Regions from separate parts of the Homo sapiens genome. Here region 2 is linked to region 1. Evidence: chromatin loops called from intact Hi-C (ENCODE). Cell type or tissue: gastrocnemius medialis. All regions are shown on one strand. Links, peaks and the distances in the headings refer to the core of each region. The heading gives the core; the rest is flanking DNA.

Region 1 (17,448 bases), core at 9,449-17,448:
ACCACGCCCAGCCCGTTCCTGCTATTTAAGTCCTTAATGGCCTGGCCTTGTTGGTAGTCTGAAGTGTCACATCAGTGGTTCTTAAACCAACCTTTTTATCAGGATCACTTTGGGCATATGTTAAAATATACACACGTGGGCCGGGCACAGTGGCTCACACCTGTAATCCCAGCACTTTGGGAGGCCGAGGTGGGTGGATCACCTGAGAGGTCAGGAGTTCGAGATCAGCCTGGGCAACATGGTGAAACCCCATCTCTGTTAAAAATGCAAAATTAGCCAGGCATGGTGGCACATGCCTGTAATTCCAGCTACTTGGGAGGCTAAGGCAGGAGAATTGCTTGAAGCTGGGAGGTGGAGGATGCGGTGAGCTAAGATCGCGCCATTGCACTCCAGCCTGGGCAACAAGAGTAAATCTCCGTCTCACCCCCCGCGCCCCCCCCCACCAAAAAAAAAAATATATATATATATACACACACACACACCTGAACCCCACTGCAGATTAATGGCTCTTTGGATATTTGTAGGCCTGCTCTTTGTTCTTACAGCTATGTGTAGGAATCACTGGTAAGTCTTTACCTTCCTTGTCTCTTCTCTTTCCAAACCATTGTTCTTTGTTTAGGCCTTTGTTATAGAACATAGCCCTTTTCTGTTCATCCACTACCCTCTGACCTCTCTGATTCATGTACCCCTCACCTTCCTCATTGTTTTCTGAGTGTGTAGTACATAGTAAGTGCTTGAAAGTGGTTGAAGTAATGCAGTTTAAAGTTGTAACATTTTGAGGCCTGGTGTTGATCTACAAAGATGGTAGGCTCAGTTCCAAACAAGACACTAGCCTTTCCTGTCTCCTGGAGGCCAGCTTTACTTAGGGATAGTGATAATAAAATATAGCAGCTACTATTTACTATGCTCTTACTACCTTCCGGGTACTTTGCATAATGCCTCTCAGACATTATTGACATCAAGGCCTGAACTAGGAATATCAGATAATAATATCTATTGCCATCACTTTGTAGTTGAGGAAATAGAGGTGCAGTAAGTTTTAATAACTTGCTGAAGATGATGCAGTTTGTAAATGGGTGAAGTTCTGTTTGAAACCAGTTTTTTTGTTGTTGTTGTTGTTTTTTGTTTTTTTATTTGTTTTTTTCAGACGGAGTCTCTGTCTGTCACCCAGGCTGGAGTGCAATGGCACAATCTCGGCTCACTGCAACCTCTGCCTCCCGGGTTCAAGCAGTTCTCCTGCGTCAGCCTCCCTAGTAGCTGGGACTACAGGCACACGCCACCAGGCCTGGCTGATTTTTTTTTTTTCTTTTGAGATGGAGTCTTGCTCAGTCGCCCAGGCTGGAGTGCAATGGCACAATCTCGGCTTACTGCAGCCTTCACCTCCTGGGTTAAAGCGATTCTCCTGTCTCACCCCCCAGAGTAGCTGGGATTACAGGTAGGCACCCATCATCATGCCCGGCCAATTTTTGTATTTTTGTAAAGATGGGTTTTATCATATTGGCCACTCTGGTCTTGTACTCCTGACCTCAGGTGATCCGCCTGTCTTGGCCTCCCAAAGTGTTGGGATTATAGGTGTGAACCACTGGACCTGGTTAATTTTTGTATTTTTAGTAGAGACAGTGTTTTGCCATGTTGGCCAGGCTGGTCTCGAACTCCTGACCTCAAGTGATCTGCCTGCCACAGCCACCCAAAGTGCTGGGATTCACAGGTGTGAGCCACCGCACCCAACCTGAATCCAGCTTTTTCATCTTTAGATCTTGACCTTTTGACAGTTACCCAGTAATATCTCCTAAAATGTGGGATACAGTAAAGTAACTGGAAGTTGAGTCACAAGCAGGGCTCCTGTTTGCCCATGTCTTGCTGAATGTTCGGCATGCAGGGGGTACTAGACTATTAAAGGCTGAATACGGAGGTGCAGCCTGAATAGTACGTCATAGACAAGAGCGGATCAGCAGCATTGATTGAACAATAGCAAGGTTTTAGCCTGGATTTTTGTGTTTGAGGTGAAGGAAGGGGATGAGGAATGTCTGTACACGTACACATGTACCATATTTTTCACTTGAGGGTGCTTTCACTGATCAATTTTGAGGGATTATTGAAAATAAGTGAAGACATTGAAACCAGATGTATTAGTCCATTAGGGCAGCTATAACACCACAAACTGGGTGACTTAACAGAAATTTGCTTTCTTACAGTGCAGGAGGCTGCCAGTCAAATATCAGTGTATTGCAAGTTTGCTTTCTTCTGAGGCCTCTCCCCTTGGTTTGGAGATGGCCACCTTCTCTGTGTGTCTTCACATGGCCTTCCCTGTCTTTCTTCTTCCTCTTACAGGGACATCAGCCTTAATGGATCAGGCCCCCGACACTTTTGCCCACATTTAACCTTATTCACCCCTTTAAAAACCCTGTCTCCAAATACAGCCCTGTGAGGGCTTCAACATATGAATGTTGCAGGGGAGGCACAATTAAGTTCACAACACCGGGATGGTTAAACAACTGCCCTGAGATTTCAGATGGTGAATGGGAGGGAACTGGGCCTAAAAGCTGGTTTCTAGGACAAGTGGTGAAGGTGCTCAGAATTATTGTCCTGAACTCAGTATGTGAGAAATAGTTAAATGGGGAAGGTTGTGCTGTTGGGTTATCTACCTGAAATCAGTTGAAGAATCGTTTTTGGTTTCAAATAATTAACCCTAGAAGTTGGGCCTGACTGGAGACTTAGGCCACCAAAACTAGACAGGTTTATATAGTTTCTTTTCCCTTTGAAAGGTCCCTTTTGGATTTAGTTTCAAAATAAGATGGCCAAATTTAACCTCCCTGAAGTTTCATCATACCTTCAAGTTTTTCATGTGTGTGAATGGACAGAGTGCCCACAATGTGATATTTTGGCCCCACATGGTGATTAAAATCAGGCTTTTCCTTTAAAACTCTTCAACAGTTTATGGCTGGGCATCCCTTAAATAAAAACAGTCTGTTAAATAAGTGATGGTATAAATCTGCTTGTATTTGGACCTTTTGAACGAAATACCAGAATGACTTTTTAAAAATAGTTGACTAAGTTTTATTTCAATAACACTGTAATGTTCCATATCAAATGACTGGTCAAAAAGTGACATATTGGGTATTCTTACCACTCTCCCTGAGCTTTTTCTTCTTCATTTGCTTTCTCTTGCTAAAACTGTCATTTGGAATTAGTTCTTGTCTTATGTTTCTGTAAATAAAATTGATAGCATGTTATTAGTGTCTTTGTTTCCAGAATTCTGAGAGTTTGCATTTTAAAAGGAGCTATATAAAATCTAAGCTTTTCATGCTTAATAGGCTAGTCTTTAAGTGAACAATAGTGTGAAGTTAGCACATATTAATTAAAATGTCTGCAAAACCAAAGCTTTATGAATTCAATAAGCATTGAGAGGAGTTTTCAGGTCTCTGATTTATGTGTTCCTACCAGAAAAATTTTAATATTGTAAGCAAATCTAAAACCAACAAGGCATATATCCTTTAAGATAATAGATAAACTTTCAATTAGGGGCTTTAAAGAAAGTAACATCACTGAGAAAAGAAATTTCACAGAAAATTACTTTTATTGGAGGCAGGAAAAGCTTATTTAATGTGTTAAATATATTTAAATAGCTCTTAAGTTGATTACACCTGAAAAATATTTACTGTTCGGTAGATTAGAGTTTGGCCTCTGTAGAATGAATCTTATTTTAGATGCACAGAATGTAGTAGACACAAGAGACTATTCTATGATACTGTTCTGTTTCTTTAAAAATATGTCCAGCTGCTCCTGGAAGCCCCAGATCAACAAGGAAGATAAATGCAAAAACAAACTAAAGTAAAATAGTTAATATTCTTCAGCTGCTAGAAGGCTGGAATTTCTGGGAAGGACCAGCTCCAAGAGCCACAGCTTAAAACATTTTAAACTAACCTTGTCAGAGTTGGGACTTGAACTGAAAAGATAGGAATTTGCTTTAAAATAGACCTATATAGCAACAGTACTTTCGTATTTGAAAAAAATGCCTGTAAAATATTTTTAATGAAGTCTATTTTAAGGTTATAGAGCTAACACATGTTCCATATAGAGAATTTGGAAAATAAACATTTAGAGAAATAAAATCGCAATTAATTACATTAGGGAAAAAGAATTGCTTTGGACATTTTCTGAATTTTCTTTCTGTACCATACCTGCTTCCCTCACCTCTCAACTCTCACCCCCTTCCCCCTCGTTGCCTACACAGCATTTTTTGTCGTTATAAAGCTCACACCCTTCAATGCATTTGGTATTTATTTTGTAATCCTAATGCATCTTAGAGTTGTGTGTATTTTATGTGGTACTATTTCTTTTTCCTCCAAAAAAGCTGCTATTAAAATGACTGCGTATTTCAGAATTCATGGAGTCTTGGAATTTAGAGAATATAGCACACATATATTTATGTATACACTTATAGTTTATATGCACATATATATTTAGATGTGTGCCTGCATTTTCCCCTTGATATTATATCATAAACATTTCCTGGTAGTATTAGGGTCTAGGCACTTGTAATGTCTAAATCATATTAATTTATGTGATTGTGACTTTATTGATATGATTTTGCTTCAGTCACTTAGGTTGCTTTTAGTTTTTTGACTAAGTGTAGTTAACATTCTTAAGAATATTTTTTGCTAGTTTTCTGTCTGAATATCCAGGACCCATTTCGATCTGTATTCTTTAGTTACTAAATCTTTAAAATTTAAAATATTAGGGTTTTTAAGCCCATATAATTCAAGAAGTAAATGCTTTATATGTTGAATTATGATTTGGGCAAATGCATCTTATTGTTTTAGGGCAAAAAACTTAAGCTTTCTTCTATTAAAGTGATTTAATAAGCACTTTGTAAGTGTGTAATGAGGATGATTTGGGTTTTATTACAAATGATGTCAGTGTGAATTGTGTAATGATTTCTTGCTTTGGTCATACTAATTTAAGCTCTAGGAATAAATATTCTTTTATCAAAGAATCATTGATGACTGGGCACTCTGTGGGTGGGTACATGGGACAGAGAATATATTTTTACCTTTGGAGTTTATATTGGGGGAGGGACAGGTCATGTGGAGACAAACAATGCACAAGTAAACAAATATATAGGATACAGAAAATTTCAGATGGAGTTTTTTTTGTTTGTTTGTTTTTTTTTTTTTTTTTTTGAGATGAGGTCTTGCTCTGTCACCCAGGCTGGAGTACAGTGGCAAGATCTCTGCTCACTGCAACCTCCACCACCTGGGCAAGCAATTCTTCTGCCTCAGCCTCCCGAGTAGCTGGATCTCCAGGGGCCTGCCGCTATGCCTGGCTAATTTTTGTATTTTTAGTAGAGGTGGGGTTTCACCCTGTTGGCCAGGCTGGTCTCGAACTCCTGACCTCAAGTGATCCACTGGCCTTGGCCTCCCAAAGTGCTGGGATTACAGATGTGAGCCACCACACCCGGCCGATAGGTAGCTATCTTAATAATGCCCTTTTCCATCCACTGATTATCTTACCAACTTTAACAATGAAAAAAGCATCAACGTATATATTGGGACCGTTATAGAAGTTTACGCCAAAAATGTTAAAGAGATGTTTTATATATACTTGACACAGTCATATTATAGTGAGCAGGAAAGAACCTTTCTATTTAATATTTGTTCTCCCAGGTCATGTGTTTGCTGAAAAGCCATCAGTTAAAGCGAGGCGGCCAGGTGCACTCTCTAGGTGGAGAAATTAAGAGCCTGTTGCTCTCTTTACAGTGATTTTAGTTTTGTGAGGTTTCTTGTTTCTTTTAAAAGAAAGAGAAAAAAATATCTTTGTCCTGTAGGTATAAAGTCATTATCCAGACTAATGGGGCATTGAACTAACAGGAGGTACAAAGTGGACTCTTTTCAAACCTTTTTATTGAATCCGTTTCACTGTCAGGTCAAACAAGATGTGATTAAACTTAGCCCTCGTCCACCACCACCCCCACCTTACCCCTCTGCCCTTAAGAAATGTTTTCATGCTTAGGAAATGGCACCACAAAAGAACAGTCATGTGCTTCTGTCCACTGGCAATTTACCAAGTGAAATAAGCTGAAAGTAAGAGAAAAAGAGAGTACTACTGTGGAATAGTAAAGCTGCTTGAGAAAGATGTGTAAATACAGGACGATAAAGGAATGTGCCAGGGCGACAGAGCGAGACTCCATCTCAAAAACAAAAACAAAAACAAAACAAAACAAAACAAAACAGACTTTTTGTACCAGAGCTCTAAGAGTTAAAAATTTCAGGCAAATTACCCATAAAAATCCCGATGGTGGAAGGGTGGAACAAGAGAACTTGGGTCACCACACAACTCTATGACAGTCATTGTAGATGGTATGCACAGAGTTTGTTGTGACACAGCAACCCTGATAAGTATACAAGAAATGAAAGCCTTAGCTAAATGTTTCTTTATAGGATTGCAATTTCTAGTTTTATTTAATAAACACAGTTATAAGAACCAATGCAGCACTGAACAGGACAAGAGATAAATGAGCCTGTCTCTGAGTATGCATCACACCCTATACCATGTTTAGTTCAGAACAGCCAAGGTTAGCAACCTCCTCCTTCAAATATCACAATTCTATGTGCATCCATCACTCAGCAGCAATAACGTTTCTTATTGCTTCTAAAGGCAATGCCATACACTTGGAAAGCTGTAATTTCACTGCAACACATACATGCACACTACACACAAACACATTTATATGCTCTCTCGCCAGTCTGGTGAGCAGCAATCCTTGACTCAAGTCTTCAGTCTGCACCTTCGAAAGTACCAGAAATGTCCCTTTAGGAAGACAGTTCAGATTTACTTTCATTACATGTTCCCCTCCTTGTATTCCAGGGCAAGAGAGGAAAGATAATAGAAAAGATATTGAAGGCCCACATTAAATCAACCCAACTTACATTTAGTATGTGCAGTACACATTTAAATTATGCTGTAACAGAGATTTCTACTGCTACAACACAACTTGTTTCCTTTTTTCTGGATGACACAGATAAAGTGAATTTTTCAAACCCTCTCAGGGCAATGTATGTGTGGCAAAAAAAAAAAAAAAAAAAGAAAAAGAAAAAGCCAATGGAAAGTGGCAGAGTAATATTTACTACTTCTAGGCCTGACCCATAAAATGTTCCCAGTTAGATGGGGATGGCAGAGCTACAAGACAGAAGGAGACTTGGTCCCTGAATGACAACCTGGAGGGGAGCATACTGACTCACCATACCTGTGCTACTAACTTTGCATAAGTTAAGAACAAACTTTTATTCTGTTGAACCACTGAGATTTGAGAGCCTATTACGGCCACCATCATTATTAATACATGCCCAAGCCACTGCAAATCAAATGGAAATCCAAATTATATTTCATGAAATGTCTGGTATCTCTCTTACAGCTCTGTTGCTCTAGCCTGATTTATACTACTTCCCACTTCATAGAAGAAGTTTTTTATCTCTCAGTTTCATATTGATTCATTCTGCAAAGAAAATCCAGTTTTACCGAATGTCAATTTAAATTTTGATAAGCCACAATCCCACCAATATTTGAAAATGGCCAAGTTAATCTATAGCCCATCTGAAGCAAGAACCATCAGAAATAACTTGAAAAAACAAAACAAACAAAATCAAGGGTTTATACTGTAAGAAAAAGCATAGAATAAAGTTGGTATTTAAAACAGTGTGGTACTGCCAATATAGATTATTATATTGTATATATACACACACATGTATATCACACACATACATACACACGGATCATAGAAACAGACCCATGTACAAATAAAAAATAAGAGATATAAATGAATACAATGTAAGATAGTATCTATCTTCAGGGAGTATCCTGAGACAATTCAAGGTGGGCAAAATGAAACATTCATTGAAAAGTTTTGGTGAAGAAGAAGTTAAAATGATGACTTAGGGTTGTATGTCAGATATTTTAATAATGTTGGCAGTTCCTAGATTCTACAGTCTTTCTCAAAACTAAGAGGTTTATCCCTAAGGCAATTTTCTTCTCTTTTTTTACTACCAAAAATGTTTATTCTATCGGCAGGTTTCCAGTGACTAGAAAAATTTCCTTCTTTACAACTCTGAAATCGTAGCTCAAATCATTTTCTAACAGAGTGAAAGTAAAAACATTATTAGTTGATGTCAGCACCAGCAGAAAATCTCTTAAAACTGGACATTTCTTTAAAAAAAAAAACAAAAAACCCAGTTTTCCAAGTCACCAATTCCATGCACTTAAAATGCTGCAAATTTCAGGTGAAGTAAAATAATATTATAGTTTATGTTCATGTCATTGATAGCTTGGAAAATTCACATTTTACAACTCTTTTTTTTTTTTTTTTTGAAATGGAGTCTCATTCTGTCGCCCAGGCTGGAGTGCAGTGGCACAATCTCGTCTCACTGCAAATTCCGCCTCCCGGTTTCAAGCGATTCTCCTGCCTCAGCCTCCCGAGTAGCTGGGATTACAGGCATGTGCCCCCAGGCCCGGCTATATTTGTATTTTTTAGTAGAGATGGGGTTTCACCATATTGTCCAGGCTGGCCTCGAACTCCTGACCTGAGGTGATCTGCCTGCCTTTGCCTCCCAAAGTGCTAGGATTACAGGCGTGAGCCACCACGCCCAGCTGAAAAAAAGTCTGTTTTTATATTTGTATTGCAAGTTGACACTACTGATGAAATGGCGTATTAGCCTTGCTAGATAAAATACAGGATGCCCACTTAAATTTGAATTTTATCTGAATTTGAGATAAATGACAAATAATTTTTTAGGATAAGTAAATCCCATTCAATATTTGTGACATACTTATCCTAAAAGTTATTTGTCCTGTATCAGAAATTCAAATTTAAGTGGGCATCTGTTTTTGTTGTTGTTGTTACTGTGTTTTTAAGAGGGAGAGTCTCGCCCTGTCACTCAGGCTGGAGTACAGTCATGTGATCATAGCTTAGTGTAGCCTTGAACTCATGGGCTCAAGTAATCCTCCCAAGTTGATGGGACTATAGGTGTACGCCGCCACATCTGGCTTTTTTTTTTTTTCCCCCTGTTTGGTAGAGATGCGTATCTTGCTATATTGAACAGGGTGGTCTCGAACTCCTGGCCTCAAGCAGTCCTACCGCCTTGGTCTCCTAAAGTGCTGGGATTACAGGCATGAGCCACCACACCTGGCCAGCATCTGTATATTATTTGCTAAATCTGGCAACCCTAGTTTCTAGAACAATTTCATCAGACTTTAAAGGGACATTGAATGGTTAGATAGTAATAGGGATACCTACATCAAATAACTGGCAATAGTTGAAAGGTTTTTTAACTATATAAACTAGGGCAAGGCTATATCTGCCTTATTTGTTGTTTCTAATCTTATTACAGTGCTTGGCACATACGTGCTAAATATTCAGTTCTTACGTGGTTGTTTATCAATAAAGGGAAAATTGATTCATTCATTTTGTCATTCTCTTTCTTTTGGGTTTGTCACACTTTCCCCAGCAACCTACCTTAAGCATTTTATGAGTGGAGTTGTTTCATGTTCTTCTTTTGTGTTTTTAAAGTATTAGTGATTTAAAAGGCACCTGCCAAATACCTGGTAGGTGCTTGGTGAATGAACTGTCAAGGTTTTTAATGGGTGCAGAAAACTGAGGGAGGTGATGGGAGAGCAGCTTGTGGTTACCGTGTTGAAATTTAACAAATAATTTTAGGTTATAGATGAGGACAAATAACTTAACAGTGAGGACAATTAAACCGTGGGGTGGCCTCTTGAGGCAAACAGCAGAGACTGTTGCTTTAGGCAGCCAAAGGCAAATGTTTCCACTGGGAAGATGTCTATTGATCCTATTATCCCGGGACTTGAAATAACATTTCCATTTTCCCCTTGAAAACCCATGATGCTGTTTTTAAAATCACATACTTCATCCTTAAACTCTCATGCAAAGCTATTACTTGAGTTAAACCTCTCACCAGAAATGTCTTCAAGGAGTATTCTCTCTGTAAAGGTGTATATTGTGGAAGATGAAAAAAGGAAGCTCTCTTTGGTTCTCTGTTACACGGGGTGGCTGCTTTGCAAGGTGAATCACTTCGGAGACTGTGAAATATTTCATGTCTTATAATGTATTTTCCATTATTTTTGGTCCATAAGCATGTATATTAATAAGTTGTACGAAATCAAATGTCAGAGGTTCAGGGAGACAGTTTTGAAATCCCAGCATTTTGTGAGTGGAGGTTGTTTCCTATTCTTTTGTGTTTTTAAAGTATTAGTGATTTAAAAGGCACCTGCCAAATACCTGATAGGTGCTTGGTGAAATGAACTGTCAAGGTTTTTTAGTGGGTGCAGAAGACTGAGGGAGGGTCCCAGTTTGGGATGTGAATTTGGGTTCCAGATGTAACATTAATTTGCGCTGTCACCTTGAGCAAAGTGCTTAACCTTTGAAAGCCTCAGCTTGCTCATCCATTAAATAGGGATAATAATAGTAATTATTGTGAAGATTAAAGAAGATCTGCCTAAAGCACTCACTACGGTGTCTAATCTCTGATAAATGCTCGAAATATTTGATTTGCTGTATTTTATTATTTATACCTGTAATTTAAAAGAGACAATTATTGTTACATTGTTAAGGCTTAAAGCTACAATAGCAAGTAATTAATTCGTACAATAGCAATTAATATCCGAGTGATGAATTGTCTTCCTATAAGAAGCAGCTAGGAATGTAGTCATCCATGTGACGGTTGCAGGTCCTAGGGTGGTTTCTTATTTAAATTGTAAAGGAAACAGCCACTGGGGCAGCTCAAGAAACAGGCTTCAGAGTCAAAAAAAACACCCATCTGGATTCCCTTCCTGACTCTGAGGCTCATTGACCTTGAATAAAGTACCTTATTTACCTTCTCTGAACTTGGGCTTCCTCCTTGGGTAACTGGTGGCACCAGTGCCTTCTATGCATAGAGCTTGCCACAGTACCTAGAACACAGCAAGCTCTTGGTAAAAGCACAGTGAAAGAGAGACAATATTTTTATTGGGCGTGGTGGCTCATGCTTGTAATCCCAGCACTTGGGAGGTTGAAGTAGACAGATCACTTGAGCCCAGGAGCTCAAGACCAACCTGGGTAACATGGCAAAACCCCGTCTCTACTAAAAATAGAAAAATTAGCCAGGTGTGGTGGCACATGCCTATAGTCCCAGCTACTTAGGAAGCTGAGGTTGGAGGATTGCTTGAGTCCAGGAGGTGGAGGTTGCAGTGAGCTAAGATGGCACCACTGCACTCCAGTCTGGGTATCAGAGCTAGACCCTGTCTCAAAAAATAGAGAGAGAGGGACAATATTTTGCGACTGTGCTGTCTAGTACAGTAACCACTAGCCACATGTGGCTATTCACATTCAAATAGATGGAAAAATAAAATTAAAAATTCAATTCTTCGGTGTTTGGAGTGGAGTTGTTTCCCCTTTCCCCCAGTCATATGTTGAATTCCTAACCCCTAGTACTTCAGAAAGTGACCTTCTTTGGAAATAAGGTTGCTACAGATATAATGAGTTAAGATGATGCCATACGGGAGTAGAATGGGCACCTAATCCAGTATAACAGGTGTCCTTATGTAAATGGGAAATTTGGATGGAGATACAAGCACACGGGGAGAACACCACACAAATGTTAAGGCATGGATCAGGGCAAGGCATCTACTGGCCAAGGAACCCCCCGAAGATTGCCATCAGCCCACGGGAAACTTCAAGAGGGGCATGGAGTAGATCTTCCCCTCATGGCTCTGAGAAGGGCCCAGTGCTGCTGACACCTTGATCTTGGACTTCTGCCCTCCAGAGCTGTGAGACAACAACTGTTGTTTTAGGCACCCAGTTTGTGGTGTGTTGTTATTAGCACCCCAGGACACTCATGCACTCAGTCTCACCGGCTGTATTTTGAGGGCTCAGGAGCCAGTGTGGCTACCATCTTGGACAGCGAGGACACTGAACATGGCTATCACTGCAGAAAATTCTAATAGACCTCCCTCCTTCGGGGATTCCAGGTTGCTCATTGCTCCAAAAACTCAAGCCAAGAAGATAGAAGAGGTTCAAATGATTGTATGAAGCATGTTCTTTGTCTGGAAATCCAGAACAAAACAAATAAATGATCTTTGAAAAAAAAAATCTCTGCCTTAAAGTTGGGCTGGTCAACATGTCCAGATATTCACAGAGACTTCCTGTTCTGGAAGAGATGCAGACAGAGGCTTAAGACAGCCTTCTGTCCTGTGACGGACGAATTTCTGATTCTGCTTCCACTGTTAAACTCTTACATAATTGCATTCTATATAGAGAGCTTCCCTTTGGATCCAGCTTGCTTTTCCCCTTGTCTTCTTCCTCAGACTTTATGAAAGTATTTGCAGAGACGCCTTGTCCCCTGCCATGAGCTGTAAATACTTATGCAGATGAAGGGTTTGTTACTCTAGTTGATGAGTGTTAGGGAACCTGGAGCCTTTCCTGGTTTTGAGCTGTGGCTGAGGACGTAGGCAATTCTCATGCACACTTTGCATTGGCTGAAGTGCATGTCCTGGAGTGCCTCATGCTACAGGACTGGCAGTGAAAAGCCTCTTAGGCTTGGGGTAGAGGTGAAAACCTCCCTCCATGTTTGCACTCTCTCTCGCCATGCCCCCACCTTCACGCGTGGTTGTGACTGCTGGGTGGGGCTGAAGTCACAGCCTTGCTGCAGTCTTTGCCCTAGGCAGGCTCTGTATGATCTTTGGTCAAGGGAAAGCACTTTGTGTGCCTGACCTCTGAGCAGCCCATTTTGGCCCTGAAATCCTCTGTTGGCAAACTTCACATTCAGTGAGTCAGAATTAAAGGAAAATGCTGAAGGAACATTTGCATTTTTTATCTTTTCCAAGTTAAGGCTGTTCTTTTCCAAAGTGGAGTTATACTTTAGAGTATCTTAATATATCTTATAGCAACTCATCAGGTCTTGCAAATGTATTTTATCTTTTCATATTAGAATTATTTCAGACTATTTTTATTCATTATGCGTTTTGTTAAACCAGGTTGTTCCTATAATGAACATGGAATATAAAGACTTGCTCTTCCCTAAATTGCTCAGTATACTATATCTTGAGTCGTCTTTATGCTCAATCTAATGCTTTATTAAAGGAGAAGACACACCCACACACATGTATACATGTGTAAAATACCTGTACTGTGCTCCTACTATGTGTCAGGCACTCTGCCAAGCACAATGCACTTGTTTTATTCCTTACAATAAATCTCATAAAGAGGCAGGTAATTCAATTCATCTTCACATTATAGTTGAGGAAACTGAAGTTCAGGGAAGTCAGGCCATCTGGCTGGAGAACAGTTTGATATCACAGCAAAAGTTCCTTCCCGGAGTGTTTGTGAAATAATGATTTCATTAAACATTGTTCAAACCTAAATTGCGTTTGTTCTTGCAGTCTTTGGAGTACACTGGGCCTTTTGCAGTTGGGACAAACCCATTTCCTCTCTCAGTGGGAAACACTCCAAGTATTCCTCTTGAAACAAAACGTCAAAGATTATTTTTGCAGACTTCTGTGGAGTCATTTTTGGACAACACCCTGGAACAGGAAACCACAGTTTCTCCTAAATTTGTACAGGATGGAAATAGATAACATTCTTCATAAAACCATGGCCACAATTAATGCTTTCAAATCAACATAATGGTGGATGGTTTGTTTTTTGCATTTCTTACCTGAATAGATTATGGGAACCTGCAGCATGGGAAATTTCATGAATAATTTTACAGGGTTTTATTTTATAAACTGGAAATGCGGTGAAAAGATATGTGTAGGTGATGAAAAAGAGTGCTATAGGATTCAACGTATTTGAAAGCTCTCCCTGAAAGATGGATTTGAAATAAAACAGAGTCTCGCACCCTAAGTTATGGGAATGAGATTTACGCTCGCTGACTGAAGCCCAGGTGCTGCTAAAGGTTAATTAGTGAGAGAATGTGATGAACTTAATGAAATAGGTGATGATGCAGTGTGAGGGAAGCCCACACAGTCATCAAAAGATAAATGCACTGAGACATTGTATTTTTCTTTTCTTTGCTACAGAGGAGTAGCAACAACTACACATAGAACAAATCCAGAGGAGTAGCTACAGCTACACATAGAACAAATCCTGCGTATACCCATAGCAGGTCCGGAAGGACTGGGGTGCTTAACTACAGACTTTGCTGGGAGCCATCGTTCCATAACTGCTGAAACTCCTTTTATTTTAGGTCTGTTTCTGCGAAGTCCTGATAGCTGAGTTGACTTAAGAGGAGTTGGACTAAATTTTTAAGGCTACTTTATTTTTATGATTGATTTTTAATTATTCTAAGCAATACATAGTTATTTTCTCTGGGCGAAAAGTTGAAATGTTTCATACAAACCTCATTTCCTTGTTTCCTAACCCCAGACCCTTCTCCCCTTCTTCTCAAATAAAAGCTAGCACTAGTTTTGTGCATATACTACTAGTTTGCTTTTAACGTGTATGTATGTTTATATTTTCTTAGGAAATATTTAATATCCTGTTCTTTTATTTATTTATTTTTATTTTTTATTTTTGAAACCGAGTCTTGCTCTTTCACCCCTGCTGGAGTGCAATGGTGCAATCTTGGCTCACTGCAACCCCCGCCTCCTGGGTTCAAGCGATTCTCCCTGCCTCAGCCTCCCGAGTAGCTGGGATTACAGGCACCCACCACCACACCCAGCTGATTTTTGTATTTTTTAGTAGAGGTGGGGTTTCCGCATGTTGGCCAGGCTGGTCGTGAACTCCTGACCTCAGGTGATCCACCTTGGCCTCCCAAAGTGCTGGGATTACAGGCGTGAGCCGCTGTGCCCAATCCTTGTTCTTATATTTTTAAACATAGAAGGTATGACATATATGTTTTTGTGTGTATGTGTGTATATGAATTTCATACTTTTAAAAAATGTGTCCTATTTGTACCTTGTTTATGTTAATCTTCTTCAATTTGTATATACTTCCTGTTTTAAACTGTTGGACAGTATTTTCACATTGTGGCTATTTTATAGTTATTTATTTGCTTCTCCTTTACTAGATGTTTATATTGTTTATATTTTTATTGACATTAAGATGGTAGTTTACCAACATCTGTCTTCGTGCATCCTTGTACACATACGCTGCAGTTTGTGGTAGACCCATTTAAAATTTTAATAGACATGCAAAAATGAGAGCACCATCTTAAAGCAAATCTTAGAGATCCTTTTTGCAAAGCAAAACATGCCTTTGTATGAAACAGGATATATTTAAAGGTACATCTCAATTTTGCTTTCCTGTGATTTCTGGCAAGATGAAGCTTGCGTGGGCACCTGTGACTAGGTTTCTGAGAGGCTCCAGCACTGTCCATAGGTGTCAGGTTAGGTAAGATTCTTAGAATGTTAACGGTAACTCTCCCTCTTTTTGCCTGTTCACCAATAGCAGAATGCCCTTGGCAGATGAAGGAACACTATATGGTACTAAGACTGAGCCCACAAATGATACATAGTAACCTATGCTGTCAGTCAGTGTTGCAAACAACTGAAGGCTGCTATGGCTTAGTTTAAGCAAAGATGGACTTTGTTGGAGAAAGGGGAGTTGGGGAAATCTCTAGCTGAGCTGAAAACTCCAGCTCAGAAAGGATTAGATTCAGGGAAGAATCTAATCAGAACTTTTTCACTGTCTGTATTTCAAAGTCTCTTCATTGTAGGATGGGTCTATTTTATAGGAGGGTGAATACCCTGTTTGAATGGTTCCTCAAGAGAGGATCTAGTTGGGAAACATATTAACACAAAAGAAAACCGAGCTGCTTTTAGGAATACAGATGCTTGGTGGCCAGAAAATATACAATACTAGCTGCCATCAAATAAACTGACCAATATATCTCATGGCGTGCTTTATCTGTATAAACGTACCTAACATTTTCCAAATGTGCTTTTCACATCTAATATTCATTTATTTGCATGGTGGAAAAATGGGTTGTTTGAATCAGGTATCTATTTTTATAGAATTAGATTAGGGTGAAGTACACTTAACATTTAAAGCACATTTAAATTTTAAAATGCCTGAGAATTGTCATGAGGAGTCTTGGAATTATTAGACTTTTCTTGATGGGTTTGTTGTTACTTATTGGTAATGAGAGAGACATATTCTGATTGAGGTTCTAGTACAGCTGCTACAATCAGTTTCTTCTCTTTGCCTTCAGTAGCATAATTGTGGAGGTGAAAAATCAGAAGGGGTAGTTCAAAAAGTAGTTTTCATGTTAAACAGCCATTTTAAATTGGAGTCACGTAATTTTCCAGTGTCTTATGATTATAGCTATCTAGATTGGCTGACCCTCAGAAACTGTGATGAGGTTAATATTAGTGGTTTTAGGCCACTAGATTTTGAGGTAATCTCTTATGCAGCAATAGATAACTAATACAATGTTGATACAATTGGGGCTGTATTTTTGGTTGATGGTAAAATATTTTGAGTTCTTTTGGAACTAGATTTTAGGGAGTTTAATAAACCCATTTTTGTTAATTTCTTTTTAAGGTGTTTGGATACAGTATTAGCTGATACTACTTTTCTCTCTCTTTGCGTCTGTCCTTCACTAAACATAATCTTTGAAAAGGAGACATTTTTGTTTGTTTGCTGTGCTTTCCAAGAAGGATGGGGTCTGACTTTCTCTTTTTATGGTCAGTTATAAAGTTGTAATAAGGATTATTTTGACCTTTCTGGAGAATATGTCATGACAATTATATTTCAAGCATGTTATACAGTGATTATAAGGTGGGTCCAGTACTTGGAATAACAATTCACAAATGGAATTTTACAGTAAGACACAGATCTATGTTTAGACAAACCTACTTGCATACTTCGGATTTTCTTACCTGAAGAGTTTTTTAAAAACCATGGACATATACTGTTAGCATCCAGCTTCAGTGACGTTATAATTGGGATGAGGTCTTACTGATAAATATTGTGTTTCTTACGAACATGGAAGCTGAGTCCCAGAGAGTTAAATTGATGAGTCTTTGGTTTAGAGGCAGAATCAAGATAGAATTGGAGACTCTGTATTTCTAGGTTACTTTGTGGTCTTTGTATTATGGTGCCTATGTCTTTGTCAAGTTCACGGTGGCTATGGAGATCCTGAGCTTTGAGGGCCATGTGTGAAAGCACCATGCAACAGTTTGCCTTATGAAAATTGCCTGATTTATTCTTGTTTCCAGGGGCCTATTTTAGAAATGTTATCTCAGTAACGCGTATGGACATACATGCATGGACTTGCAAAGGTCCTAAAAGCTGGACGTCTCAAAGACCTCACCTTTATGAGTAAAGTAGACATTGATTGCCACTGCCTACCTGACATCCATGTCCCTTCCTCTTTGCATCTGTTCATCTAAATTCCATTTATTGAATGATTTCTTTGTAACAGCTGTTGTGTTACATGCAGGGGATAGGATAGTGAC
Region 2 (14,756 bases), core at 6,757-14,756, 170 kb before region 1:
GGGCAGAGACGCTCCTCACTTTCCAGACTGGGCAGCCAGGCAGAGGGGCTCCTCACATCCCAGACGATGGGCGGCCAGGCGGAGACGCTCCTCACTTCCCAGACGGGGTGGCGGCCGGGCAGAGGCTGCAATCTCGGCACTTTGGGAGGCCAAGGCAGGCTGCTGGGAGGTGGAGGTTGTAGCGAGCCGAGATCACGCCACTGCACTCCAGCCTGGGCACCATTGAGCACTGAGTGAATGAGACTCCGTCTGCAATCCCGGCACCTCGGGAGGCCGAGGCTGGCGGATCACTCGCGGTTAGGAGCTGGAGACCAGCCCGGCCAACACAGCGAAACCCCGTCTCCACCAAAAAAATAAGAAAACCAGTCAGGCATGGCGGCGCCGCCTGCAATTGCAGGCACTCGGCAGGCTGAGGCAGGAGAATCAGGCAGGGAGGTTGCAGTGAGCCGAGATGGCAGCAGTACCGTCCAGCTTCGGCTCGGCATCAGAGGGAGACCGTGGAAAGAGAGGGAGAGGGAGACTGTGGGGAGAGGGAGAGGGAGAGGGAGAGGGAGAAGAGGGAGAGGGAGAGAGGGAGAGAGAGGGAGAGAGGGGGAGAGAGAGGGAGAGAGAGAGGGAGAGGGAGAGGGCTCTTAAGGGTCCATCATGTTTTGGAGTCTAAAAGTTGGGACCCGGTGTGGGGGCACAACACCTGCAATCCTAGCACCTTGGGAGGCCAAGGCAGGAGGATTCTTGATTGGCCCAGGAGTTTGAGACCAGCCTGTGTGACATGGTGAGACTGTCTCTGCAAAATATAAAAAATTAGCTGGGTGTGGTGGTGCGTGCCCGTAGTCCTAGCTACTCGGAGAGACTGAGGTGGAGTGTATCACTCGAGCCTGGGAAGTCGAGGCTGTAGTAAGTGGCGATCGTGGCACCTGCACTCCAGCCTAGGCAACAGAGCGATACTCTGTCTCAAAATAAAATGGAAGAAAAAAGATAAAACAAATAAATAACAAGCTATAAGTTGTCCCTGCATGTAAAACAAAAATTGTTCCTGCATGTGAATCACAGTCTTTGCGCTTTCTGGAAAGTAATAGAAATTTCTGTGGATGAGCCACTTGGCAAAGGTTATTTCTAAAACTCTGTGTTAGAGATTTTTGGTAAATAACAAAGAGCCTGAATGGTCCCATGGGATAAAACACCAGCTCAAGACTTTACAAAGTGGGGCTCTCATTGAGGTAGTTCTCAGTCTGCAAAATGAAGATGATACACCTTAGATGGTATATATTTCAATGCTATTATTATTGAGAGCCAGTTTGGCATTAGGCATCACACTGAGTACAAATTTATTTCTACATGTTCTTCTTTTAAAATATGGAATTCTTTTATTATTGTTTGTACTAGTTTATTATTACTGTTTGTATAAATCTATGCAAGTACAAGTGCAATTGTGTTACATGCATAGATTATGGAGTGATCAACTTGGGACTTTTAGGGTATCCACCACCCGAGTAATGTACCTTATACCCAGTAAGTAATTTCTTATCATCTAACCCCCTTTCTGACTATTGAACTCTGAGCAACACTTGACTGGATTGGGAGGATTGGAGTAAGAAGAATGTACATTCCTTATGTTAAGATGTGGTAGGAAATAGAAACTTGGCTTTGTCCATAAAAACGTGTGAGTTCATGTCCTTTTCAGGAACATGGATGAAGCTGGAAACCCTCATTCTCAGCAAACTCAGGAACAGAAAACCAAACACTGCTTGTTGTCATAAGTGGGAGTTGAACAAAGAGAAAACATGGACACATGGAGGGGAACATCACACACTGGCGTCTTTGTGGGGTGGGTGGGGTAGGGGAGGGATAGCATTAGGAGAAATACCTAACGTAGATGACGGGTTGATGGGTGCAGCAAACCACCATGGCACGTGTATACCTATGTAACAAACCTGCACGTTCTGCACATGTATCCCAGAACAAGTATAATAATAATAAAAAAAAAAAAGAAACATGGCTTTGCATGAGAAAAGCCTATTGAATGTCTCAGAGATGGACATGTTAATGTTGCCTTGAGTAGAAAGATCTGGATACTGATCTCCAGCTCCCCGCTCTTTCAGTTTTGGATTCTACTGTTACCTAATGTGTTTAAAGCCATATTGGTTAGCAGGGAGTAGTGATCCCAGCTACTCAGGAGGCTGAGGTGGGAGGATTGCTTGAACCCAGGAGGTGGAGGCTGCAGTCAGCTGAGATCGCCCCACTGCCCTCCAGCCTGGGCGATAGAGTGAGACTCCATCTCAAAAAAAAAAAAAAAAAAAAAAAAGCCATATTAGTACTCTATAAATACTCCATTAAAAAAAGGTGGGAGGTAGGAGACGATTCCCCAGTTGTCCAAAAAATTCGATTGATGTGCTGCTGACTTCTGTTTGGTTTAGCAGATGTTTGTTGAGCAGCTGTTTGTTGAATTGGTTGAAAATGAATTAAAAATAATTTTATCTTGACCTTTCTCTTTGTAACTTTAACATCACCTCATGAGGTAGCTGGAAAAGTCCTGGAATGTCTTTCAAACTCTGGGTGGGAATTACTGTTTACAAGTTGTCAGCCAGTGTCACTAGGTGATAATTCCCCTCTGTGTGAGTGTCATGGTTACAGTATGCTTTTTTGCCTCTAAAAGAACAATTATATTCAAGAAATTTCCTAGTGCATTTAAAAACAGCTGGGTGAAAGTCATTTTAAATCCCCAAATCCAACACATTCGTTCTTTTGTGCATTTAATTAAGCAGAAGTTAAAATAAATTAGAACAGGAGACATTCAGTGCTGATTGTTGAATCAACAAAGCAAGAAACAGCCTAGCATTACCCTACCACAGATGTCTGTCACTCAGTGCTGTTGCCCTATAAATTTCCATCAACTCTTACCATTTTTTGAATAACAATTTCTTTTCTAGTAAAAATTGGCATATGATGTATAGCAAGCAATATTCTTTATGCAAATGATATTTCCATATATCTCTAATTTTTTCCCCTTAATGATACATTTATGTTGGTGGCTTGGATAACTTTTCCGGAGGATGGAGGATGTGAGATGGGTTAGGCTAGAATGGTAAGGTTTAGGAAAATATAGAAAAATAAGATTTAGCAGTAAATTTGGGTATTATTAGTGGAAGTCATGGTTGAGGTTGTTTCATTTATGATACTAAATTATTTTAAGGACATGTTAAGTTTAATTTGTCTTTATAATGCAAGTAATATATGGTTCATGATAGAAAAAGTTGATTAAAACATATCAGCCAGAAACTGAGTCCCGTATTTTTCTCACCCACAGGTATCACTGTTAGCATTTCTAGGTAAACAGTCTTTTTTCCCCCTATTATGTATGTACTTTTGGCTATCTTTTAATAACAGGATTATGCTTCCTAGGCAGTTGTATGTCTTTTTTCTGCCATTTAGTAGAATATCATAATTGATATGGTATTTGATGTTGGCTTCTAAATAACCAAGGGGAGAGGTGAGGCCTATGGCTAATGTTTCAGCTGAAACAAGGTTAGCCCTAAGTTGAGGATAGTTTTTGCAGATGAGTAATGAGGGTTTATTATACTGTTGCTTTTGCATACATTTTGAATTATCTTTCCTAAATTTTTTTAAAGTGTTCAGTAAGCCATAAACATCTCCCCAGATCTACACATTCACACCAATGCCATTCTTAAGAGGCATGTGTCATTCCGTGGTAGCATGGATCATATTAATAATTGAACCAGTATCCTATTGTTAGATACGTCTGTTCTCAGTTTTTTCGACCATTCTTGGAAATAGAGGAAAATTTGTCCAGTCATTTATTTAAGAAGGCATTTGTAAGTTAAATTTTTATTTATTTTTCACTACCCAAGAAGGAATCTGGAGTTACAGTAACAGAAGATACTGGCTAGTATTTCGCCTTAGTTAACAAAACAATCATGAAAAATCTTTGTTTAGAAAGTTACTAAAGTCTAGGCGGGCACAGTGGCTCACGCCTGTAATCCCAGCACTTTGGGAGGCTGAGGTGGGCAGATCACGAGGTCAGGAGATCGAGACCATCCTGGCTAACACGGTGAAACCCCGTCTCTACTAAAAATACAAAATATTAGCTGGGTGTGGTGGCGGGCACGTGAAATCCCAGCTACTCGGGAGGCTGAGGCAGGAGAATGGCGTGAACCTGGGAGGCAGAGCTTGCAGTGAGCTGAGATTGCACCACTGCACTCCAGCCTGGGCGACAGAGCCAGACTCCATCTCAAAAAAAAAAAAAAAAAAGAAAATTACTAAAGTCTGTGAAATTAGTACATTTTCTGAATACTTCACTGTAATTCCAGTGAATATTTTACTTTCACACACACACAAACACACACACAATTTAGTGTATCAAGTAATTTTTATTGCCCGATGTCTTGGCGCCTTGATATATTTTAACGTGTTGCGGTTGCATGTGACTCTTCCAAAGACATCTATCGGGAAATGGATAGTTAATGCATGGTGTGTATCTCTCTGTTGTTTATTTACCATAAGTTACTAATTCCCATTTCTCAGCTGAGAGCTATTATAGGCCTTCCTCTCATCAGGGATAGTTGGAGCCAGATAGGATAGAGATTGGGTAACTGTTGGAATGTGGACCACCAATTTCTTTTATTGGCTTCCATAGCTAGTTAGATGGAGACTCCTGACCTGAGTGAGGAGTATTATCTGTCCTGTGAGCCTCCAGTTAGCCTGGGTAAAAACAATACATTAAGAATCACTACCTCTTCTTAGCCAAGCATGGTGGCTCAGGCCTGTAATCCCAGCACTTTGGGAGGCTGAGGCGGGTGGATCACAAGGTTAGGAGTTTGAGACCAACCTGGCCAATATGGTGAAACCCCATCTCTACTAAAAATATAAAAATTAGCTGGGCATGGTGGCGGGCGCCTGTAGTCCCAGCTACTCGAGAGGCTGAGGCAGGAGAATCGCTTGAACCCAGGAGGCAGAGGTTGCAGTGAGCCCAGATCGCACCACTGCACTCCAGCGTGGGTGACAGAGCGAGACTCCGTCTCAAAAAAAAAAAAAAAAAAAAGAATCACTACCTCTTCTTATGTATGTTTAGTGTGGGACAGGTGCTGTGTTATACCTGGCACCTACCTTAAACAACTGAATCTTTATGAAGGCCATCAGAGGCAGTCTCTCTTATTCTTCCCACTTTACATGTGAGGAAACGAGGCCTAGACAGTGAGAGAAACTAACTTGTTCAGTTAAAGTTGCACAGCTAGATATAGATTTTTTGGACATGTTAATTAACCCTTTCAGTGGCTTGGATCACGATCCCAATAAATCAGTGATGAATTTTTGGTAGATGTATATTTACTTATTAATTATAATGTGTGCATATAAAAGCCATAGATCTAGGCCTGTGATTAAAACCTGCCCATTGCTTATGTGTCTAAAAGTTCCTTTTCTCTCTGTGCTGCAATAGCTAAATTTTGCCGATTTTCTATTTTCTGTTCTTACTTTGATTTGGAACAAACCAAGCTTCAAATGCACAGGGTCCCAGAGTGGTAGAGTGGCTTGCTTATTTGATATATTTTTTAAGCTAGTGATTTCTGGAAATCGGCAGCCCCTCTTGATGTGGCACACCTAGACCATAAGTCAGTTATAAAGAGTCCTTAGGAGTGTTGGGCCGTGGATGGGAGGGGAAGGGAAGTGACTGGTACAGTTTCAAAAGGTAGCTTGTGTACACCCCTTCCTCATGAATTAAAATTTATGAAAGCTGTTTGGGAAATTCGATACCCAGAGGTGCAGACACCACATTTGGTAACACAACATGCTGTGTGCAGAACTGGGGCAGAGTCCTGATGTTGGGCAGATGAGGATGTTTTATCATCATTAGACAAACAGTGCCGTGAATGAGGGGCTGTGGCTGGGATCATCCAGCTCAGCTCGTGCTGTTTCCAGTCTCATAAGCAAACCAAAGGCATGCGTGTGGCTGCCCTCCCGCAATCCAAAGGAAGATGGAAGATGAATGGAAAATGACTGTCGTTCTAAAAGACACTTGAAAACTAACAGCTGGGAAAACTGTTCTGAATACTTGAAGGGGTAGCCCGACGGGTTTAAAAAAATGAAGGAAGCGATAGATATTCATGTGTTGTCCAGGGAAGAAATAGTCAACATGTGTTTTACAATGTCTGGCGTAGTTGTCTAGTCTTTACAAGTAGAGGTGTCTGAATACACAGCAGGGGAGTCAAGAATTCGGAGGAGTCGGGTGGGGCTGGAATTGACGGGAACAACCTGATGGTATCTCCCCACATTCCCTTCTTATTTGGAAAGAAGTGCAGTCCATTGTAGCTGTACCCTCTGTCTTTGCATCTTTGATTTCTCCAGCTCGGAGCATCCCCAGACAAGATGGCCTCATCCCTGGTAAAAAGTTCCCTGGCCGAGAGATCAACGTGAATTTCCCATCCTGGCTTCCAGGCGTCTCCGCTTGGCATCTCACATTTCTAGAAAAACAGCACCCAACCTACTTCCCAGACGTGTCATAATCATGTCCCATTTTGATACTTATTATACAAATAACCCCAAACACGTGTACTCTTTCTATTGGTTGTTTGTCTAAAACTTTATTTTTGTTCTCCAAAAGTAAATGCCCATTGTAATACCCAATAGTCTCTTTGAATTTGCATCCCCCATACCTAAGTTTTGGGAGGCCTCCCAATGCTCACCCCTCATTAGTATCTCTGTATTATGTGCAATTTTTTTTTCCTTGAAAGCATTTCTGCAATAATGGCTTTTTTTCCCCCCGTTAAGTGACGACAGTCATCCTAAGTTAAGTTTATTTGACTAGGAGAGGGAAGAATATTCACAAAGGGCACTGGTCTCACGTGATTGAGAGACTGGTAGAAACATGGCAAGATTGGGCCACAGTCAAATCAGAGTCTGGAAAGCTTGCTGCCTCAGGGATGGCTGTACATACAAACTCCCAAATGATACATTAATTGATTTTGATTATATGACTCCAAAGCTTGAGCATTTCAAACTGTTTTCAAACTAATGGCCATCGCATTTGGCAAGGAGCCCAACTGCGCATTGGGTTCATTATAAAAGGAGATCTTGACAGCCTGTCAGGAGGACAGAATGCATGCTAGGGTTTTGAGAAGTTGCTCAGTTTCAGAGGACTTGGTGGTGTTTTTCATTAAAAGGTACCAGAAATTTAGCAGCCCGACCAAGAGCCAGGCTTATAAGTCACGGAATGACCCTGGTCAGTACATGCAGAACCTTAACAGTATGATCTTAAGATATCTCATTAGATTCCAGTGAATAAGGCCAGGTACCGTGGCTCACGTCTGTAATCCCAGCACTTTGGGAGGTCAAAGCTGGTGGATCACTTGAGTCCAGGAGTTTGAGAACAGCCACCACAGTGGAACCCTGTCTCTACTAAGAATACAAAAAATTAGCTGGGTGTGGTGGTGCACGCCTGTAATCCCAGCTACTCAGGAAGCTGAGGCACGAGAATTACTTGAACCCGGGAGGTAGAAGTTGCAGTGAGCTGAGATCATGCCGTTGCACTGCAGCCTGGGCGACGAGCGAAACTCTGTCTCAAAAAACCAAAAAAACAGAAAAGCAAAAAAACCCCACAATCCAGTGAGTAAGACCTCAGCCGGCCTGAGGTTCACAGGGTTTAAATGGAATGCAGTGGGAAGTAAAGAGTGATCCCAAGGAGAAGTAAAAATCTTGACACCTTACTCTCTTCGGCTTGTCCCACTTTTCTTCAACTGCCCCGCTACTGGAACATTTTCTCTTTCTCAATTTCGATTGTCCCCTTAAGCAATTTACTAATTAGACATTAAAACTTCCTATTCTCTCAATCCCAAAGCAAAACTGATGAGCAGAGCAAACCAGAGCAGTTGGGCCAGAACAGAACAAAGACGTACCTGATGCAGGGAATTGAAGCCAGACCCAAAACGGGCAACCCAATAGGATGGCCATCTGCCCCATTAATGCCAGCTTGTCCAAGTGTAATTATTAACAGTGCCCCCTTTCACTCTCCAAAGAGTCCCTGTCCAGACAGTTAATTGTGAAGTCGCCTTCAGATGGCTGGCGGTAAGGAAAGTAGAGTGAGGGAAGCAGGGTAGGTGGAGGTGTGAAAGGGAGAGGGCCTCATCTCAGGGTGGCTGGACCTGCACCAGCATCGGCCTGCATGAATGTGCTCCTACTCTTGCCCAGGCTGAGTATCAAGAGAAGCAAGAAATCTAGATAAAAATCCAAATCCAGAAACATCAGCGTTTTGAGGTTAACATGTTGGCAATTATTCAGCTTTATGAAAAAAAAAAAAAAAAACACAAAAAAACAGCATGGGAGCCTGGCAAAATATGTGGGTGACCCTTGGCTACTTTTGAATGAAGTTTTTCATTCTGTCCTTCAAAAAAAAAAATCATACAAAAAAAATAGGAGATCAAGGGGGAAAAAAAAAAGAGGGCATGGAAAAACCAGCCTCTGGTATAGGCTTTCAGGGTATATTGGTGAGCAAACTTTTCCTAGAGCTGTTTCTGGTTATCAGGTGTGGTACAGGTTGCAGGGAGGTGGGGATGGGGATGACTAGGGTCACAGCAGGCAATAACTAGGGTTATTGGCACCCGGTTGGTGTTTGGTGCCTGCTGTGTAACTTGCTGGGTGTTGGGAACCTGTATATGGCATATGCCATGTGCACAGTGGGATGTGTTTAAAATGTGGGAGACAGGAGCTGTATGGAAATCATTATTTTCAAATGCGGTCATGGCTTTTAGGTTGTGAATTTTTGTTCCTTTCCAAAACCGGTTTAGATGAGCAGCTTTGCTTTTTAGTGAGATTGAGTTAATCTTATATCTTTATGTTCTAAAAAAAAAAAAAAAAAAAAAAAGAAGAAGAAAGTAACAATGTCCAAACTTCCCTGGAGCCATTTCTGTCTCTGTGAAATAGGCAATTTAAGGTCCATCCCATCCTAAAAGCTTTTAGCTTGTGAAAAGCTTCTTTTCTTGCTTTTAAAACCTTCACTCTGCGTTTAGAATAAATGGCATTCCTGGATCTGTTAAATAGGCAGTTAATAATGCCACAGAAACTACCCACCACACACCCAACCACAAAACTTGCTCAGAGGCAGGATGTGTATTGGAATATTCTGTAATGATCCAATGCTGAAACATTACAATCAGCCTTGACCCTGCAATCTGCATTTTTAATTGCAGCCTTCATTTACAGTGGGGTATTGGTCTGCTTTCAGTTTGTCCTGAAGGTTGACTGGATCTCGTAATCTATTCATGTCAGACTGCCTGCTAGGACCAGCATGAATTCAGCTCTTCAGAGGAAGCATTGTCATACAGAGAGGACTCGGCCGTTTGTTTCACCTTGATATATTTCCCAATATATGCTTCATTCTCTGGGGTAGTTTTTATTCCTCTTCTATGAAATGTGGATTATAAGGACTCATGCCCCATGGAATTTCTATAGGGTTTAGATGAGATAATACATGTAAAGTATTTGATATGGGCATGTAGGAAGCACCAAATAAACAGTAGCCATTATGATTTTTCTTGCTCTGGATTTAACTTTTTTAAGCTCCTGAATTTTGGATTAGTAATGTTGTTGACCATGGAGGAAAATTGAAAAAAGATGTTGGCTTCATTTTCTTGATGACTGAAAAGTAAACTAGTGGCCGGGCGCAGTGGCTCACTCCTGTAATCCCAGCACTTTGGGAGACTGAAGCTGGTGGATCACTTAAGGTCAAGAGATCGAGACCAGCCTGGCCAACATAGTGAAAACTTTTCGCTACTAAAAATACAAAAATTAGCCAGGCGTGGGGTGCACACCTGTAATCCCAACTATATGGGAGGCTGAGGCAGGAGAATCACTTGAACCTGGGAGGCAGAGGTTGCAGTGAGCCGAGATTGTGTGACTGCACTTGGGCCTGGGCCACAGAGCAAGACTCCTGTCTCAAAAAAAAAAAAAAAAAAGTGAACTGGTAATGAGAAATGAATTTTGGAAATAATGGTGAACTGCAAACATGGACTATAAGTTAGACCATATTATATCAATGTTAAATTCTCTGAATTTGATAATTCTACTATGATTATATACGAGAATGTCTTTGTCTTAAGAAATTCACTCGAGTATTTGGGGTCCAAGGGGCATGATATCTTCAAGCTATTCTCAAATGGTTGAGGAATAAATATGTGCATAGAGACTTATATAGCAGATGCTGTTAAATGTTGACAGTAATGGGTATGGGTGATGGGGACATAGGCATTTGTTGTAAAGTTAAACATAAAAAAGTTTTTAATAAAGTGGGCCAGTGAGGAAAAAGGTAGCTGGTAACTTCATTCTGTGTTTTTTCACTAGGTCAGAACTACTGGTTCATTTATCATTTCTGTCCAAAGGTGGATTTTTTCCAATTAGTTTATCTATCCTGTTCTTCTTTCCCACCCCTCAATTCTTGATTCCTGGGGATGGTTATTTGAAAAGAACTTCCTTGCCCAGCTTTCAGTGACCCTGCTGTTTTGTTTCCAACTCCCAGTCATAATCCTTTGTTCATGACATTATAATCATCACCACAAGTGGCTAATTGTGATGTCACAAATGGAGGATTATGACTCAAATGAGGAATAAACAGCAGTGGCGGATTAATTCCTAAGCAACGAAGAAGATTCTGTTTTGTGCAAATGCCCCAGGGTAATAAAATTTAAAACCAGAAAAAGGCAAGGGGAAGACAAAGCTGAACATATGTGATCTATTAGCTAAATTGTCCTTAAGTGGAAAGCTTTTCTTTCTCTCTTTCTTCCTTCCTTAATTTTCCACGTGGTATGAATAGCTCCTCTATGGTAGATAAATCGATTTGGTTTTAGGCCTAACAAAGCTCAAGGTGTCTTGCTGACTAATTACAGGGATGTCACACCTGGGCTGAAAAGTGAGTCATTATGGAATCTTTGAGGTGTTTTTATTTTCCATAAAGTTGAATTGCTCTTTTCAGTCAGCATTGCAAAAGTCAGGCTATAAAGATCAGCACAATGGCCGAAGACAGCTGGGCTGATAATTGACGGCAGTCCCAACCTGGAAACTCTGGGTAAGGCCAGCAGAGCCGAATGGCGTCAGTCACTCAGGACAGTTTTCTGAATGGGTGATATGTAAATGAGGCAGTGGTAACAGCTGTTGCTGTGGATTGGCCTAGAAATAGTAGTCAATTCTCTGTGGAGGGTCAATTTTCGATTCTAAGTCAAGGATGTGTTTTTTTCCCTTTTAGGAAATAGGTGGTTCCCATACTATTCAGTTAACCAAGCAGCCAAATCCCTCTCTACACTTAACAGCTCCCTCATCCTTGGGGTTACTTGGCCGTCTCAGGAACACTCTTGAGTTTGTGGCCTTTTCTAAAACCATGGTTGCAGTAGCCAAACTAAACTGGAAATCCCTTTGAATTGTTTTCCTTTTCATGGGACATAGTGTTCCTTTCTTCCGTTTGATATATTTCGTTCTCTGTCGTGCTTGAGCTCTCTCTCGACTTATGACTTCACCGTCACTTGAATATTGGAAGCCTTCTTGAAAAACATTGGTGAAAGACTTGAGGCTACAGTTTGGCATCAGCAGCAGAGCAAATAAAACCACACTTTAAAAACTTGGTAAATTTAGTTATGAAGGAGACCTCCCATTCGAGTCTAGGCGTTTAATAATAGCCTGTATGCACAAAGTAGAAATTATGTGATTATCGTCTTGGGGCTGTGATTAGAATGTGTTGCTATATATTGGTAACATTTAGAAATGTGTAACTTCATCCCAGCTCCATGGTACCGTAGGGCAAGCATGACATAAACATGGTCTTGCAGTTGTACACTGGTTTGAGATTCCCTGGAGACTAAACAGCTATGAGGGAGTCATGCTTCCGTTTGCCACTGTTGTCTCCTTTGTCTCGTATAGGCTATCAGAGATGTTTCCTGGACTTTTAAGAGTAGCTCCAACAGAAGTTTTGCCTTCTGAGTAGTAAGGTGGTCACAACTTGTCCTGTTTCCCCTATGGGAGTGTATATGCTGGTGGTGATGGTGGGGGATCTCACCTTTGTTTCCACATCAGTATGCTGCTGCCAGCTCCCCTCCAGGCTGTGCTGTCGGGACACATCTGTGTGCCTGTATGTGGCTCATTAGGGAGCGGGTTGCCTGTTCTTTTGAGGTGAGCATACATTTTGATTTTTCTTTTGGCATCTTTTGGTTTGGAACATTTACAGCCCTTTTTAAAAATATAGTCATTTCTGTGTGGGTTTTCTCTGAGCCAGTATTTGCCACACTCCAGTGATATTGAGAGAAACAAAGGGAACACGTCCAAGCCCAGAGGGGCTCTGTCTTAACATCTGACAGGAGCTTCTAAGCCCAGTGTGGTTGTTACTGTGGGAAGTCGGGAAGTCCATTACCCAAGGCTGTGGGAAACACAGGTCATAAAAGCGGGGGCCTCTGATCCTGGGGCATTTACAGCTTAGTTTGGGAGCCAAAACTGGACCATGTGAAACAGCTTAGAACAATTGCAGAACCAAGAATTAGCAAATGTGGATTAATGTAGATTAAAACTTGCCTGTGAGATTCCAAGGTACTTGGAAATCTGAGTTTTACAGTTGACTGGGAAAGGCTTCCTGGAGTAGTTGAGTTTGGGAACCAGGTTTTAAATGAACCAATATGGGGTGGTGAAGATGATCGTGATATCTGTCACCAGAGACACCTCTGTGTGAATCCCTTCCCTGCCATTGACTGACCTTGGGACAAATTATTTAACCCAAGTCTAGTCTCCTGGAGATGAGCCTTTGTTTCTCTCTCCCCATCTCCCTCCCTCTCTCTGTTACTCCTCCTCCCGCTCTCCTTCTTTCTTTTCCCGCTCCTCCGCCTCTCTCATTCTCTTTCTTAAGTACAAGACTGCCTACCTCCCTCATCTGGTGGTTATGAGGATTAAACGAGATAGTACATTTAAAAAATTGGGCAATGTGCTTGCACTTACTATGTTGAGAATTTGGAATTATCAGTGGAGGCAGGAAGAGTTCAAGACAAGGAAACTGGCCTGTGCAAACAGGCGCACTGATGGAGAAGGAAGACATCAAATGCCTTATCGTGGAGGGCAAGTTAGTTTGGTTAGAAAGGAAGTCTGACCAGGGAGGAGAAGAGGGTTGGTTAAAATTAAGAGTGTCCTTGATGGTCCCAATAGGGATCTGACTACCTCAGGGATGCAGATACTGAGTTAGCAGTGCAAGGAATTCATTGGGGGTTAGTGCCTGTAGCAGAAGTAAAGGGAAGAAGCAGGATTGGACAGGGAGAATCTCAGAATGTGCTGCAGATCTGCCATAGTGGACAGAAACAGGCAGACCCCAGTAGTACCCCTGACTCCTTGCAGCCCTTGGCTGGGGAAGAGCTTTGCCTTGACACAAAAGCTGCTTGGAACCTGAAGGTTCTTTGCAGCTGAGTAGCAAGTTCTTTGCTGAAGGGAGCTCCAAGTTGTACCCCTGCTAGGGCTAGCTAGAGATACCTCCACTATCTGTGTTGGGGTCCCTATTCTGTCTTACTTCTGTCACATGTAGTTTATTTCCTACACAGCATTTTATCATCAACTATAATAAAAAGGTAATGAAAATGTATCCTGTTAGTCTCTGCCCCTAGAGTGTGGCCTTTGTCAGTGTAATTGACTGCTGGCACATTGAGGAGCACAGGAGAGGGCATTTCCTGGCAACCTGGCATATAATGGTGTCAGATTTCTTATTGCCGTGTTCTCTTTTGAGCTTGGAAAGATTAGTTACCGCTTGTTGGGGTATGAGTGGGAGCGCCGTGCTTCTGAACATTTGCAAAGCATCTGCCAGGACCCTGCACCGTGAGGAGCACTTGGTGCTCGTTACCTCATTCCCGTGGTCTTGCGTGGGGAGGGACTTGTTTACATTTGTTTTAGTACCGAGATGCATGCATGTCCACTTGATGGGTAAGGAAACTGAGTGTTAGAGAACTTAAATATTAAGGTTCTCTAGGACCACTTACCTCAGGAGTGGCAGAGATGGGACCTCAGCTCTTTCTGCCCACTAAGCCTGTCAACTTAATGGCTCTGCTGTCATGTGACAGATAGAGCTGGAGCTAGGGAATGAATGCAAAGAGAATTTGGCCCATACTAGCCCTCTGATACTTACCATTGTTCTCTGTGCCAGGGTTCATGTTAGAACTGGCCTGTGCCGTGAGTAGTTGGTGAGACTGGGGGAAATGAGTGGTCTTAGACGTCACTATTGGGGACTTTAAATGAGCACAGCTTCTGTGAAGGCGACTGGGCCATGTCCATCACAGTTAGATTTGCCTATACCCTTGGATCAGGAAACTCTGCCCCCAGGTGTGTGCCCCACAGATGTACTTGGCCACAGTGCAAAATGACTCATGTCAAGGTTATTCCTTGCATCAGTGTTTGGATTTTGAAAGGATTGGAAATAACCTGACAGCCCATTAATAGGGGCTGTTTTAATAAATTATACTATGCTAAATAATGGCATATGTGCAGATGTTACAATCAGAGAAGCATTGCCCTATGAACAGATACATATGTTTGTCTGTATATCGAAATCTCTATTTCCCTAGATAGCCTTGTTAATCAGGTGGGGGAAAAGCAGGGCGTACAACGGTATTTAGTTAAAGCTACTTTTTTTATGGGACACATACAGGATTATCTTTAGCATCATGGTATTAATGGTTGGTGTTGTCTTGAGAGGTATGGGGAAGAGGTGAGATAAGGAGTCCATGTTTTTATACTTTGACTTT

Evidence for each region. A loop is a pair of places that touch in the nucleus more often than their neighbours do. Peaks named below come from ENCODE experiments on the same cell type or tissue, not always from the same donor. Only the 100,000 strongest peaks of a DNase experiment are listed, where the experiment ranks them.
Region 2: a loop joins it to region 1, with 2.0 times the contacts of the local background. A loop is called at or near these places in 1 of 110 quality-filtered maps.

What each region holds. Positions count from the first base shown.
Region 1 is chr3:61,835,619-61,853,066 of GRCh38, forward strand. The region is part of intron 2 of PTPRG (protein tyrosine phosphatase receptor type G); the gene reads left to right. Among named protein-coding and RNA genes, the nearest start is that of PTPRG, 280 kb to the left of the region's middle. In gastrocnemius medialis, for the core only: no CTCF peak of the experiment used is centred there; DNase peaks (open chromatin) are centred at 12,673 and 13,313; H3K4me3 peaks cover 502 bases; H3K27ac peaks cover 4,633 bases.
Region 2 is chr3:61,672,209-61,686,964 of GRCh38, forward strand. All of the region lies in intron 1 of PTPRG (protein tyrosine phosphatase receptor type G), which reads left to right. LOC124906245 (a long non-coding RNA gene) reads left to right here. Exons shown (of 2, transcript XR_007095942.1): 1 at 1-14,756. Among named protein-coding and RNA genes, the nearest start is that of PTPRG, 120 kb to the left of the region's middle. RefSeq lists enhancers at 1-522, 8,019-8,518, 13,660-14,395. In gastrocnemius medialis, for the core only: no CTCF peak of the experiment used is centred there; DNase peaks (open chromatin) are centred at 11,063, 11,378 and 12,399; H3K27ac peaks cover 4,167 bases.